Regions from separate parts of the Homo sapiens genome. Here region 1 is linked to region 2. Evidence: chromatin contacts called from ENCODE Hi-C or POLR2A ChIA-PET data. All regions are on one chromosome and are shown on one strand. Each heading gives the region's core, a stretch centred on a gene start or an enhancer-like site at or near the end of the contact. The rest is flanking DNA. Distances are from core to core; before and after follow the strand shown.

Region 1 (5,972 bases), core at 722-3,221, 64 kb before region 2:
TGGGATGCACACATGGTGAGTAGCCGTGACCCTAGAATCAGAATATCTGTCTCAAGAAGCTTTTGGGGCTCTTAAAATGCTGACATCATGTAAAGTCATTGACCTTCGGGGGGAAAGATCATTTTATTTATGGCAAGATTCAATGCACTCATTCATTCATGTGTTAATTAATTCAACAAGCACATACATTGAGCACTACTCCATGTTAATAGATGCGAGCCAATTTGCCAAAAAATCAGTGCACCCAAAGACCCAATCTGCTGAATCATTAATTCACTCAATTTAATCCATTTGTCAAATGATTAGTTCACTGATTTTTCCAAATTTACTTGTTGTAGTTGTAACAGCTTGAACAGTAATGTTTTAACAGTGAAAATGTTGGCCAAACAAAAATCTGTAGAAATTCATGTTTTGCAAGTGAAACCCTACCTTCTGGGCAGAATTCCAGCCTTGAACTATATGATAAGATTGTCTTAGGTACCTCTGGTTTCTTTACATGCTTTTGAATGTAAGTGTATATTTTCAAACTTGAAACACTTGAAATATTTTTTCATCAGTTTCTCAAAAGACATTTAATCCTTAACTTGATTGAGGAAGTGTGGAGAAGTAGCTACACAGAAGAACCTGGCCCTGGAGGCAGCCCTGCCTGGTGTGTGAGCCCAGCTCTGCCCCTGTCTTAGCTTTGGCACCTTGGTCGAGTGACTTACACATATGTGATGGGAGCTCGGCCATATCACTTACAAATACTAGGGGAAAAAAACACATCATAGTAATAACAAGGTTATTTCTAGGTGGTGGATTGTAAGTAAATTTACTTGCCTTTTTAAATACTTTGTATTTATTTATTTATTTTGAGATGGAGTCTCGCTTTGTCGCCAGGCTGGAGTGCAGTGGCGCGATCTCAGCTCGCTGCAACCTCCACCTCGCGGGTTCAAGCGATTTTCCTGCCTCAGCCTCCCGAGTAGCTGGGATTACAGGCATGCGCCACCACACCTGGCTAATTTTTGTATTTTTAGTAGAGATGGGGTTTCACCATGTTGGCCAGGCTGGTCTCGAACTCCTGACCTCAGGCGATCCGCCTGCCTCGGCCTCCCAAAGTGCTGGGATTACCGGCATGAGCCACCGTGCCTGTCTAAATACTTTTTGATGTTTTAAAACATCCCTTGAATAATTTTAAGTGTTCACTATGGAAGAGGAACCACACCAGATGGCTTCATATATATTGTTTTAAACCATGTATGTTGTTTTAAACTTCATGTATGTTGTCATAAACCCACAAGATAGGTAATATTATCACTCATTTAGAAAGAAACTGAGGCTCCAAAGCATTAAGTAACTTGCACAAATCCCACAACTCTAATGAGCCTGACTTCCAATCTGTCTGACTTCAAAGCTCGTGCTAATTTGTACTTTCTCTGGCTCAACCGGTGTCCGCCTCTATTATATTAAATGGGTGTAATATTTGCATCTTAAAATATGGTGGGAGGATGGAATGAAATGATAGGTATGAAAGTCCACTGCAAACGATAAAGCCTTCAACAAAGAATATTAATAATAGGTAACGTACACATAGTGTGCGCCCAGTACTGGGCTGTTCCAAGGGCTTTGTAGATATCACATTCCCTTAATCATCTCAGTGATCCTGAGAGGCAGATGGCCATTATCCCCATTTTACAGAAAGGATATTGAAGAACAGAGAAGCTAAGTAACACGCCAGAGTCACACCACCACACATTATACCAGTTACCCAGATGGGAGCCTTTCAATTATAAATGACTCCCAAGTCACCTGTTTCCCAATATTCTCCCCAATTCCTTCCCCAGGGATACACTGTACCTTACTAGGTGGCAGGTAGTACACCTGGCTCAGCAGGAGGTCAGAGATGAAAGGTCAGGCATTAGGTTCAGGGCTCCATGGTATTGCATGGACCTTGCTTTCCGGGGACTGCCTGGGACAACCACGCACTCCAAAGACACTGCTGCCACCTGCTGTTCACATATTCTCCACCCAATGGCTTCTCCCCAGCACCTGCATGCGTGAGCCTCTCAACAGCATTACCGTCTTTCCCAGACCCATTCTGCAGCCTGGGTAAAAGAATTTAAACTTTTGCTCAATTTCAAATGCAAGAAGAGTAAACCCTTAGAAACAGAAGAGTTTGAATAAGGGAGCTGAGACACACTCCTGAGCAGTGTGACCTCGGGGCCCTCAGCCTCTTTAAGTCTGTTTCCTCATTTGTAAAATGAAGACACCATAATAATATGTGCTTCATGCAATTGTTTTTAAAATAAGATTTTTTTCCAATCTACAATTTACTTTCCTATCAGAAAAAAATGCTAAATATGTAAAGGGCAAGGCAGGATGGGACACAATTAAACATCCTAAATACCTACAATCATCTCTGTTTACATTATTGTTTTTAACAAATCTTTAACTTTTTTATTAATAAGGCATCTTGATTTATATTTTGCTACTGATTTTGAGCTCATCAAAGTAAATTCTGTCATTCTATTTGCATTTTATTGAGTACCTGAACCAGAAATGTGAAATGGGGAAAGGGTTACCTGATTTTTTTTTTTAATGAAAAAAGATTTCATAATTAAAATGGTCCCTTCCATCTGAGATTCTCAGAATATTCCCAAGATTCTGGTTCACAAGTTTCACATCACTTCTTTCAGGCAAATGGGCAACCTAAAACTGAGAAAATTGAAGTGGGCTTTTGCCACTTAAGTTCCCTTGGGAACTGACACAAATAGCAAAGCTAAGAGGCCTGGCTCCCGCTACACAGCTATAAACATCACACCAGATTCTGTTTGCCTGAAAACTCCTTCTGACTGAGTCTAGATGCCAGTTGTTAGATGATAGTCAATTTGCATGTTGCCAATCTAATATTCCTGGATCCTTAACTTATGTTGCTGGTTTAGAAGTTCAGTAAAACTGAAACTGTATTAGTAAGTTCCAGCAAGAATGTGTAAACTATTTCAGTAGTATCCACTCTGCTGCATACCATAGACCTGGATGTCATGGTTTAAAGGGGCAGATCTAGCTGCTCTCAACCTCTAAAGGGGAGGCTGAGTGCCAAATCACTCTCCTACGTCCTTGGTATGGACAAAAGAGTAAATGAAGATACTATCAGCTACCTGGATTTATCTTTCTGGTGACAAAACTTTTCCCTCTAAAAAAGTAGCCCTTGAAAACTGTCTTTCCTTTGTGGAAATAAAAATAGCATTTTAAAAGAGACAGCATTTGATACCTATTAAATTGGTAAAATTTTATAATAAATTGCTCAATGCTGGAATGTTAGCAATGAGATCAAATATGTTAATGGCATTAAAATTTGTGGGATCCTTTTGGAAAGCAATAGAAATATATTTGCAAGAACTCTAAAGAGTTTTTAAGCTTTGAGCTAATAATTCTATCCTGGAGACTTTGGTTTTCAACAAAGGCAAAAAGCTATATTTAAGAAGCCACTTGTCGTAGCATTATTTTTATTTTTTGAAACAGCGTTTTGCTCGTTGCCCAGGCTGGAGTGCAATGGTGCAATCTCGGCATACTGCAACCTCCACCTCCCAGGTTCAAACAATTCTCCTGCCTCAGCCTCCCAAGTAGCTGGGATTACAGGTGTGTGACACCAGGCCCGGCTAATTTTGTATTTTTAGTAGAGATGGGGTTTCACTATATTGGTCAGGCTGGTCTCCAACTCCTGATCTCAGGTGTTCCGCCCACCTCGGCCTCCCAAAGTGCCGGGATTACAGGTGTGAGCCACCGTGCCTGGCCCGTTTGTTGTAGCATTATTAATAGTAGAAAAAGAAAAACCTGGCGACAACCTATATCTTCACCCAAAAGGAATCATGATTAATTCAGTTGATGGAATATTATTTCACCATTAAAATGATAAACACGGAGGCTAGGTAGAAATGTAGATGCCTATCAAAGTATAATCACAAAAAGAAGAAAAAGGAAATGTGGAGAAATGCATAAGTGAAAAAGGGGCAGAAAACCAAAATGATATGTACATTGTAACTACAGCCCTCTTAAGTGCTTATGGATGCCAACTAGGCTGTAATGGGCAAAAACACAGAGCTGTGTTAAGATGGTAGAATTCTGGATGATTTCTCTTTATTTCCAAATTCCCTTAATGTGTTTACATTATAAAAAGAAAACTGGCCTTTCAGGGTGTAGATATTCTGAGTTAACCTAGTTACTCTACAGAGTACCTCTTTCTCCAATGGGGAGACAGCCATGATCTATTTGGAAAAGCCAGTGATTTCTCATTCTATCGTAGTAAGTTGCAAAATAAATTCATCAAGCACTACAATGATCAAATATGATATACTGCAATTGGAAGAAGCAGGGCAGAAAAATATCCTCTATTAAAGAATCTTGTGCTCCTAAATCTTCAGTATGTTGATCTGGGTTGATCTGTGCTAAGGTGACACTTGTCCAGCCTTGATGGAAGAATTATAAAGTGACTATGAAATATGTCAAGGCCTGTTTCACTACCAACTTGCATTTGACTAGCACTTTATAATTGTATTTATTTATTTATTTAGAGACAGTCTCACTCTGTCACCCAGGATGGAGTGCAGTGATGCAATCTCAGCTTACTGTGACATCCGCTTCCCAAGCTCAAGCAATTCTCATGCTCCAGTCTCCCAAGTAGCTGGGATCACAGGCACCTGCCACCATGCCCAGAGAATTTTTGTAAATTTAGCAGAGACAAGGTTTCGCCACGTTGGCCAGGCTGGTCTCGAATTCCTGACCTCAAGTGATCCACCCACCTTGGCCTCCCAAAGTGATGGGATTACAGGCAAAAGCCACCGTGCCCGGCCTATAATTTTTAAAATATTTTCACATCTTTTATCAAGTTTGAGTTTCCCAACTCTGTACAGCAGGCAGGGCATGTAGTATTTTACACATGGGGACACTGAGGCTTAGAAAACTAAGTGACTGGCCGGGCGCGGTGGCTCATGCCTGTAATCCCAGCACTTTGGGAGGCCGAGGCATGTAGCATATTAACTCTGAGCTACATGGATTATGGTGAAACTACTGATTGACTTTTTAAGCGCAGAAAGGAATTTTTTTTTTTTTTAAAGACAGAGTTCTCGTTTGTTGCCCAGGCTGGAGTACAATGGCGCGATCTCAGCTCACCACAACTTCTGCCTCCCGGGTTCAAGTGATTCTCCTGCCTCAGCCTCCCGAGTAGCTGGGAATACAGGCATGGGCCACCACATCCAGCTAATTTTGTATTTTTAGTAGAGACGGGGTTTCTCCATGTTGGTCAGGCTGGTCTCAAACTCCCGACCTCAGGTGATCTGCCCGCCTCAGCCTCCCAAAGTGCTGGGATTACAGGCATGAGCCACCGTGACCGGCCCAGAAAGGAATGTTTTGTGAGGTATGAATGGTTAGTGTGCCTGGGGAGGTCCACGCAATGATCTGTTGGAGAGCCTGATAGCAACGTGGTGAGGCCACAGTGTGGTACAATTGCAGGAAGATGACTCAGGACCTCAGTACCCACAAACAGGAGGCATCTATGAGAGGGAGGCGGGGGGTATGCAGTGCCTGATGGAGACTTCGGCAGGAAGAACTAAGGGTGGACCTAGCCTTAGATCTTTGGTCCCTCAGTGATCAAGATTGCTCAGAGGAAAATCTTTCAAACTTAGACTGGGGCATAGAAATAAAGGGAGTAACTCTTGAGATGGTTTCTAAGAAAGAACTAAGTAACCACACATTGATAACAACAGTCATATTCCCAGCCTCCCTGTGGTTCCTGCCATGGCTCTGGGCGCCTATGCTTGAGCCAGCAAGGTCGGGCTTCTCATGCTGGATCTGCAGACTCACCCCCAGACGCCTATGGAATTTCAAATTCTGTCTTTCCATTTGATTACTATTTAAAATTAGATTCATGGTTGCAGGTTCTGGGTCCTCTGGCCATCCACTGAGTACCATAACATGGCTTCACAATCTACACTGGC
Region 2 (6,342 bases), core at 2,671-5,170:
CTTGAAAATGAGACACAAATTAGCCAGGCATGGTGGTGTGTGCCTATAATCCCAGCTACTTGGGAGGACAAGGCAAGAGAATTGCTTGGACCTGGGAGGCGGAGGTTGCAGTGAGCCGAGATCGCACCACTGCACTCCAGCTTGAGTGACAGAGCAGGACTCTCTCTCTCAAAAAAAAAAAAAAAGACACAAACTAATCAGAATAAATTTTAAAATGTTTAAACCAAATTCATATACACCATATATATAAATGTATGGCATACTCAAATATATTTTAAAAAAAGAAAAAGAGGGGATTTGCCCATAATCAAAACTTTATTGAAAAACTGACACCAAAATAGGAGATTACTGCTGTATACCTTACAAAACCAAATGTAATTACATTATCTTGGTAAATTAATTAGAATTATGGAATTTATGATAAGGCTTTCTGTGAGACAACACAAAATTAAAATTCAGGAAGCTGTTTGAATCATTAGTGTTGCTTTCTTCTAAATGAACACCCTGCAAAAGAATCATGAGAGTATATTAAACAAGTGCATTCTACCTTTGCTATAATTTTAATGACAAAAAGTACTTTTAAGTAAAATACTGAAGTTTTAAGAATATTGGATTAATACTCATATACAGATTATTTATCCTTTTATACCAGAAATTTGCTATAATACATCTATCATATCTGAGTTTACTCTGGTATGACTATAAGTGTCACTCCTGTTTCTCAAATGCTATAATGAAGTCTACTTAAGACCATGAGCCTGAATTCAACAGTGAAGACTGTTTCAAGCAAGCTGTCAGAAGATATACTCTTAATTTTTAGGAACTATTCTGAATACTTTTCTCAAGTAAATAATTTTGATTAGAGGTATTTTCAGACCTATTAGGAAAACTCTAGAACAGATAGACCCATTAAACCATCTGTCAGCATATGGGCACTAAATTCCAAAATCATGACATGACATACTTTGTTTCAAAAATCTCCCAAGTATACTTAGCAATATTACTTAGCAATATTACTCTTAAAAAAATCATGTGCTGACTCCATATTTAGATCTCACCAGGTCACACCAAATAGATCTCAGATTTGCTGCCAATCCACTTGAACTCTTCCAGTGAGAGCATGGAACTTACAGCTCCCCAAAATATCACAAGCAAATTTATAACATCATTATGGAATCACAAATTTACAAGTATTACTATGGAAACTATATATATAATTTTTTTTTCTTATTGCACTAAAGTGAAAGAGGAATTAAAATTAGGTTTTTATATTAATCATTGCAGTTGCTCATAAAAGTAAAATCTCTGGCATTTTAACTTATATATTAGCTATCTGTTGCTTAGCTGGCAATGATAAAAAAAAAACTATTATATGTACTAAATATATATGGAACAAAATTTTGTAAAAGAAATTTTAAAATTCTATATGGTTTTAAAAATCTGTATGTCCTGGCCGGCGAGGTGGCTCATGCCTGTAATCCCAGCACTTTGGGAGGCCGAGGCGGGCAGACCATGAGGTCAGGAGATCAAGACCATCCTGGCTAACACAGTGAAACCCCACCTCTACTAAAAATACAAAAAATTAGCCAGGCATGGTGGCACGCGCCTGTGGTCCCAGCTACTTGGGAGGCAGAGGCAAGAGAATCACTTGAACCGGGGAGGCAGAAGTTGCAGTGAGCTGAGATGGCGCCACTGCACTCCAGCCTGGGTGACAGAGCGAGACTCCTAATAAAAAAAAAAAATAATAAATAAATAAATAAATAAATCTGCATGTCCTATAACATGTAGTTATTCTTTTGCTTCTATTCTGACTTAATTTATTCCAAGTTAAGCAAACTAAGTGAATAAATGTGTTCTAAACTAAGAAAAATAAGTCAATGGAGTTCACTGCAAGGTCAAGAGTATAAATATATCCATTTGAACAGGCCATTCTTTACTGAAAGCACACAATGAAAGATAAGTTATTTTGGTAATCATTAAGATTTCTTTAAACTTTTCAGTGAAGATAGAGACATTTATAATCATCAATCTCATCACTGGGTTGGAGAATGCCAAATGATATACCTTCTGTGAGTCTGGCCTTTCCTCCTGTAGGCTGGCACAACACTGTTGAACAACCTACACAAAGAACCACTGTCTGAGCATGGCTGAAAACCGTGGTGATCTTGTAGCAACCTAAAAAAAAAAAAAGGCAATGTTAAAAATGAAAAGCAGAGGAAAACAGCACCTGTTCGACATTTCTGGTAATATGTAAAAAAATCAGTAACTTCAGTGCTATGAAACAGCAAGCCACATGTGTAACATAAACTTTTCTAGCAGCGACACAAAATTTTTTAAAAACAGGTAAAATCAATAATATATTTCATTAAACTTAATATTTCCAAAATATCATTTCAACATGTAATCAATGTATTTTTTTTCTGTGCTACATCGTCAAAATCCAGTGAGTATTTTACAATTAAAGAACATCTCTATTTTGAGTATCCACATTTTGATTATCCACAAGTGCTCAGTAGCCACATTCAGCTAATGGCCATTGTATTGGGCAGCACAGCTTTAGACTGAAGAATCAACAGACTTTTCTTTGTATCATGAAACAGAAAACTCATCGTCTGAAGAGCTTAAAGACTTGCTAAGTCAAATGGCATATCTCCTTTGAATGCCTGTTTTCACTTACCCCGAAATGTTTCTACAATGGTTTCAGTACATTTATTATGAAAATGTCCCTGACATTTCCAATTCTGTAATCCCACTTCTACTCAACAGAGGGTTCTAATGTATCTTAACTATACACACCACACTAGCAATCCCTACAGAAATTTTCTTTAGTAAAGGAATTAAGATTTCAAATTTTACCTGGACATTTTACATCCATAAAGTAAGAATTTGGACTTTGTACTAGGCGTTTCTTTTTATGTTTTTTCTTTTCCTCTTCCAAGGACGGATGTAGTAAATCTCTAGCCAACTGAACAAAGAAGCATATTATTACTATTAGTTTTAAACCACAACGCTGGCACATTTAACCATACGTGAAATATACATGCAAAAACAGGAATAACGGTCATCCTCGGCAGAAGCAACACGTCAGATAGTAAAGTTATTTTTCGAAACCTGTTAATAACTTTCATCAGTACTTTTCATAATACTTGTGTTCTCCAAGTCCCTAGAAAAGGGCTTTCGCACGATCAGGAAACATATGGTAAGGCAAACTTTGTCCTTCTTTACTCAACTGCGTAATGAACTGTCTTCGATGAAAACTGCGCGAAGTCGAGGTGCTAAGCAAAGAAAGTGACCCCGACTGTGGACTCGCTTAGAGTAGAAACTGCTGAAGTAGACCAGACAACGTCAGCGCCTGGGTGATTTTTGCTCCTGTGGCTCAACAGCTGATCTGACAGGAATTCTTGCTGAGCGACCGTCCTTGACGGAATTAATATATAAGGCAACAACGAGGACAGTTTTTAAAAAAGGAAAACAAGTAGGAAATCGCTTCCGAAAGAAGGCAGAGGGGGCGAGAAACACCAATCACTGGGAAAGCCAAAAGACCCAAAGATCACAACCTCAGGGGCATCCTCAAAGACCAAGACCGCTCATAAGCTACACAGAGAACTGTTCCCCTCCCAGCCACCGCCTCTGAATTGCAGCCCACGCCCCTGCAGGGCCAGCCGCGCCGCGGTGACCGGGCAAGTCACTACATGCCCGCCACGCGCGAAGACGCTGCGCAACCTGAGCCGCCTCGCCACTCTCGGACACTACAGGCCCGAGAGGCAGCCGGACTCATCCGTCCCATATGACTCTCGGTAAAGAAGCCCAAAACAAACCCGGAGCCCGATGTAAACAACTCACAGGCATGTTGATCCTCTTGCAAGCTCAGCCCTACCAGACCTCCCAGCCCACACAGCTAGCAAGCTGCAAGCGATCTGCGCTCGGCATCAACTTCCGGGATAGAAGCTGCTGGGAGGAGCGGCGGGGCGGGCTTGTCTGCTCTAGGCCCTCCTCTCGGTGGTAGGGGGACGCCGCAGCAGGGTACTCGGGTCCAGGGCGCAGGGAAGACCCGGGGATGGTGAGCGTTCCAGGGTGCCAAGTCCCGTGGGTCTAACGGGCTTGTTGGCGAGCGCCGCGGGCTCTGCAGTGCCTGAGGCCAGAATCTGGCTGGGGAGCGGCCTCGGGCTTAGGCCATGGCGAGGGAGCGCCCGCGGCCACCGGGGCCGGCGCCACCCCGGAACCCGGCGGGCCGCTCAGCCCCCGGCCCCCTGGCCCGGCCGCTCTCGGTTAGCTCTGGGGGTGGGCACACGGGGCAATGCCACTATTCTCTTCTTTTGTGTATTAAAAAATACAGTATTATTAACCATTAATACGTGCCAGAGAGATTATGAAAGAGGCTCGTATCCTTTTGGCTTCCCTTTTCAAGGCGCAGATTTCGAAGTTTTCTGCGGGGTATGGCTGTGCCTTAGGTTTGCTTTGTTCTGAAAAAAAGTTTTTAAAACAGCACGGATTCGCTGCTGTGCCTCATTCACTAAGAGGCCCCACCCCTTCCGAGGATTACTCGTCCTTTGCAGAGTGGACAACTAGGGGGCCTGAGAAAGGCGAATGTCACCGATGACCGAACATGAGTCTTTATCATTATTATTATTTGAGACAAGGTCTCGCTTTTTTGCCCAGGCTGGAATGCAATGGTGCCATCACAGCTCACTGCAGCCTCGACCTCCTGGGCTCAAGCGATTCTCCCGCCTCAGCCTCCCGAGTAGCTGGGACCACAGGAACACGCCATTATTCTTTTTTTTTTTTTTTTTTTCCTTGGAGACAGGGTCCTGCTATATTGCCCAGGCTTGTCTCCAATTCCTAGGCTCAAGAAGTCCTTCCACCTCAGCCTCCCAAGTAGTTGGGACTACCGGCGCGTGACAGCATGCTCTATTTTTGAGGAGGAAACTCTATGCTTGAAAAATGGGTGTCATGGGCGACCAAAAGGCAAGAAACCAGAAAGACACTTTACCAGAAAATTGGTCTAACTGGATTTTTTTTTTTTTTTTTTTTTTTTTTGGCAGAGTCTTGCTCTGTCACCCAGGCTGGAGTACAGTGGCGCGATCTTGGCTCACTGCAACCTCCGCCTCCTGGGTTCACGCGATTCTCCTGCCTCAATCCTCCCAAGTACCTGAGATTACAGGTGTCCATCACCATGTCCGGCTACTTTTTGTGTTTTTAGTAGAGACGGGGGATGGTGGGGGGGGGGTTCACTATGTTGGCCAAGCTGGTCTCGAACTCCTGACCTCAAGTGATCTGCCCGCCTTGGCCTCCCAAAGTGTTGGGATTACAGGCGTGAGCCACCGCGTCCCGCCCTGACTTGATGTTCTTAATCACCTTATTTGTCTTTGCAAAAAGGATACATGTATAATATACATTTTGGGAAATGCAGAAAAATAGAAGAAAATTTACCATCTGTAAATAAACATTTTTAACTTTTGACCTATATCCTTCCCAATATTTTTTACTCTCTTGGATATAGGTTTATTTTGGGTTTTGACTTAACCTAATTGGGATCATCTTGTGCATAATCTTTTGTAGACTTGAATTTTCCTCCCACTTACTATAAAATGAGCATCACTCCATGTCACTACATATTCTTTTTTTTTTTTAAATAAGGTCTCACTGTGTTGCCCAGGCTGGAGTGCAGTGGCACAATCTTGGCTCACTGCAGCCTCGACCTCCTGGGCTCAAGCAATTGTCCCCCCTCAGCCTCCTGAGTAGTTGGGACTGCAGGTACAAGCCACCACGCCTGGCTAATTTTTGTAATGTTTGTAGAGATGGGGTTTCGCCATGTTGCCCAGGCTGGAATATTCTACATTATGCTTCTTAATGGGCATATAGCATTTGTCCTGTGACTATATATATTTTCACTTCAGCCATACACTAAATTGGGCATTAGGTTTGGGTTTTTAAATATTTGATACTTAAAAATTAATAAAAATTGGTGAATATTAAATATTTAATGTATATAAGTATATAGAATAATACAATTGTATACACAGAATAGTGGCCCCCAAAGACATCAGTGGCCTAATCCTCAGAACCTTTAGTTACATGGCAAGTGGAATAAAGGTTGCTGATTAGCTGATTTAATCTAGAAGGAGTATCCTGGATTATCTGTGTAGGCCCAGTGGAATCACAAGGGTTCTTGAAAGTGGAAGAGGAAGACAGAAGAGCGAGAAGGAGATGTGGTAATGGAAGGTCTGAGAGGTGCTATGTTGATGGCTTGTAGATGGAAGAGGGCCATGAGCCAAGGAATGTGGGCAGCGTCTAGAAGCTGGAAAAGGCAAGGAAATGGACTCCCTCCTGGATCTCCCAAAG

Evidence for each region. Hi-C counts contacts between places; a loop is a spot of excess contacts on that map. ChIA-PET counts read pairs that join two places held with the same protein, here RNA polymerase II (POLR2A). Pooled maps may share reads with other maps.
Region 1: a map of IMR-90 shows a loop between it and region 2 (5-fold over the local background). The contact joins the enhancer-like site here to the promoter of RPS27L in region 2. A Hi-C loop is called at or near these places in 5 of 168 maps with a recorded cell type or tissue (HepG2, IMR-90, PC-9 and 2 more), 1 of 37 single-sample maps with no recorded cell type and 6 of 50 pooled maps. POLR2A ChIA-PET finds 5 or more read pairs at or near these places in 11 of 52 experiments (A549, AG04449, AG04450 and 8 more).

What each region holds. Positions count from the first base shown.
Region 1 is chr15:63,091,785-63,097,756 of GRCh38, forward strand. No RefSeq gene overlaps it. Among named protein-coding and RNA genes, the nearest start is that of LACTB, 27 kb to the right of the region's middle. RefSeq lists an enhancer at 1-2,358 and a silencer at 5,326-5,620. Within about 2 kb of position 1,972, at least 5 of the 41 ENCODE cell types and tissues checked have a DNase peak (open chromatin) inside an H3K27ac peak, as active enhancers do; they include IMR-90, where a contact is called at or near this core.
Region 2 is chr15:63,153,557-63,159,898 of GRCh38, forward strand. RPS27L (ribosomal protein S27 like) reads right to left here and starts at 3,921. Exons shown (of 4, transcript NM_015920.4): 1 at 3,844-3,921; 2 at 2,857-2,965; 3 at 2,065-2,175; 4 at 1-504. The coding sequence starts at 3,849. The coding sequence ends at 476. RefSeq lists enhancers at 2,661-3,860, 3,145-3,234, 3,385-4,044, 3,440-4,013 and a silencer at 4,195-4,294.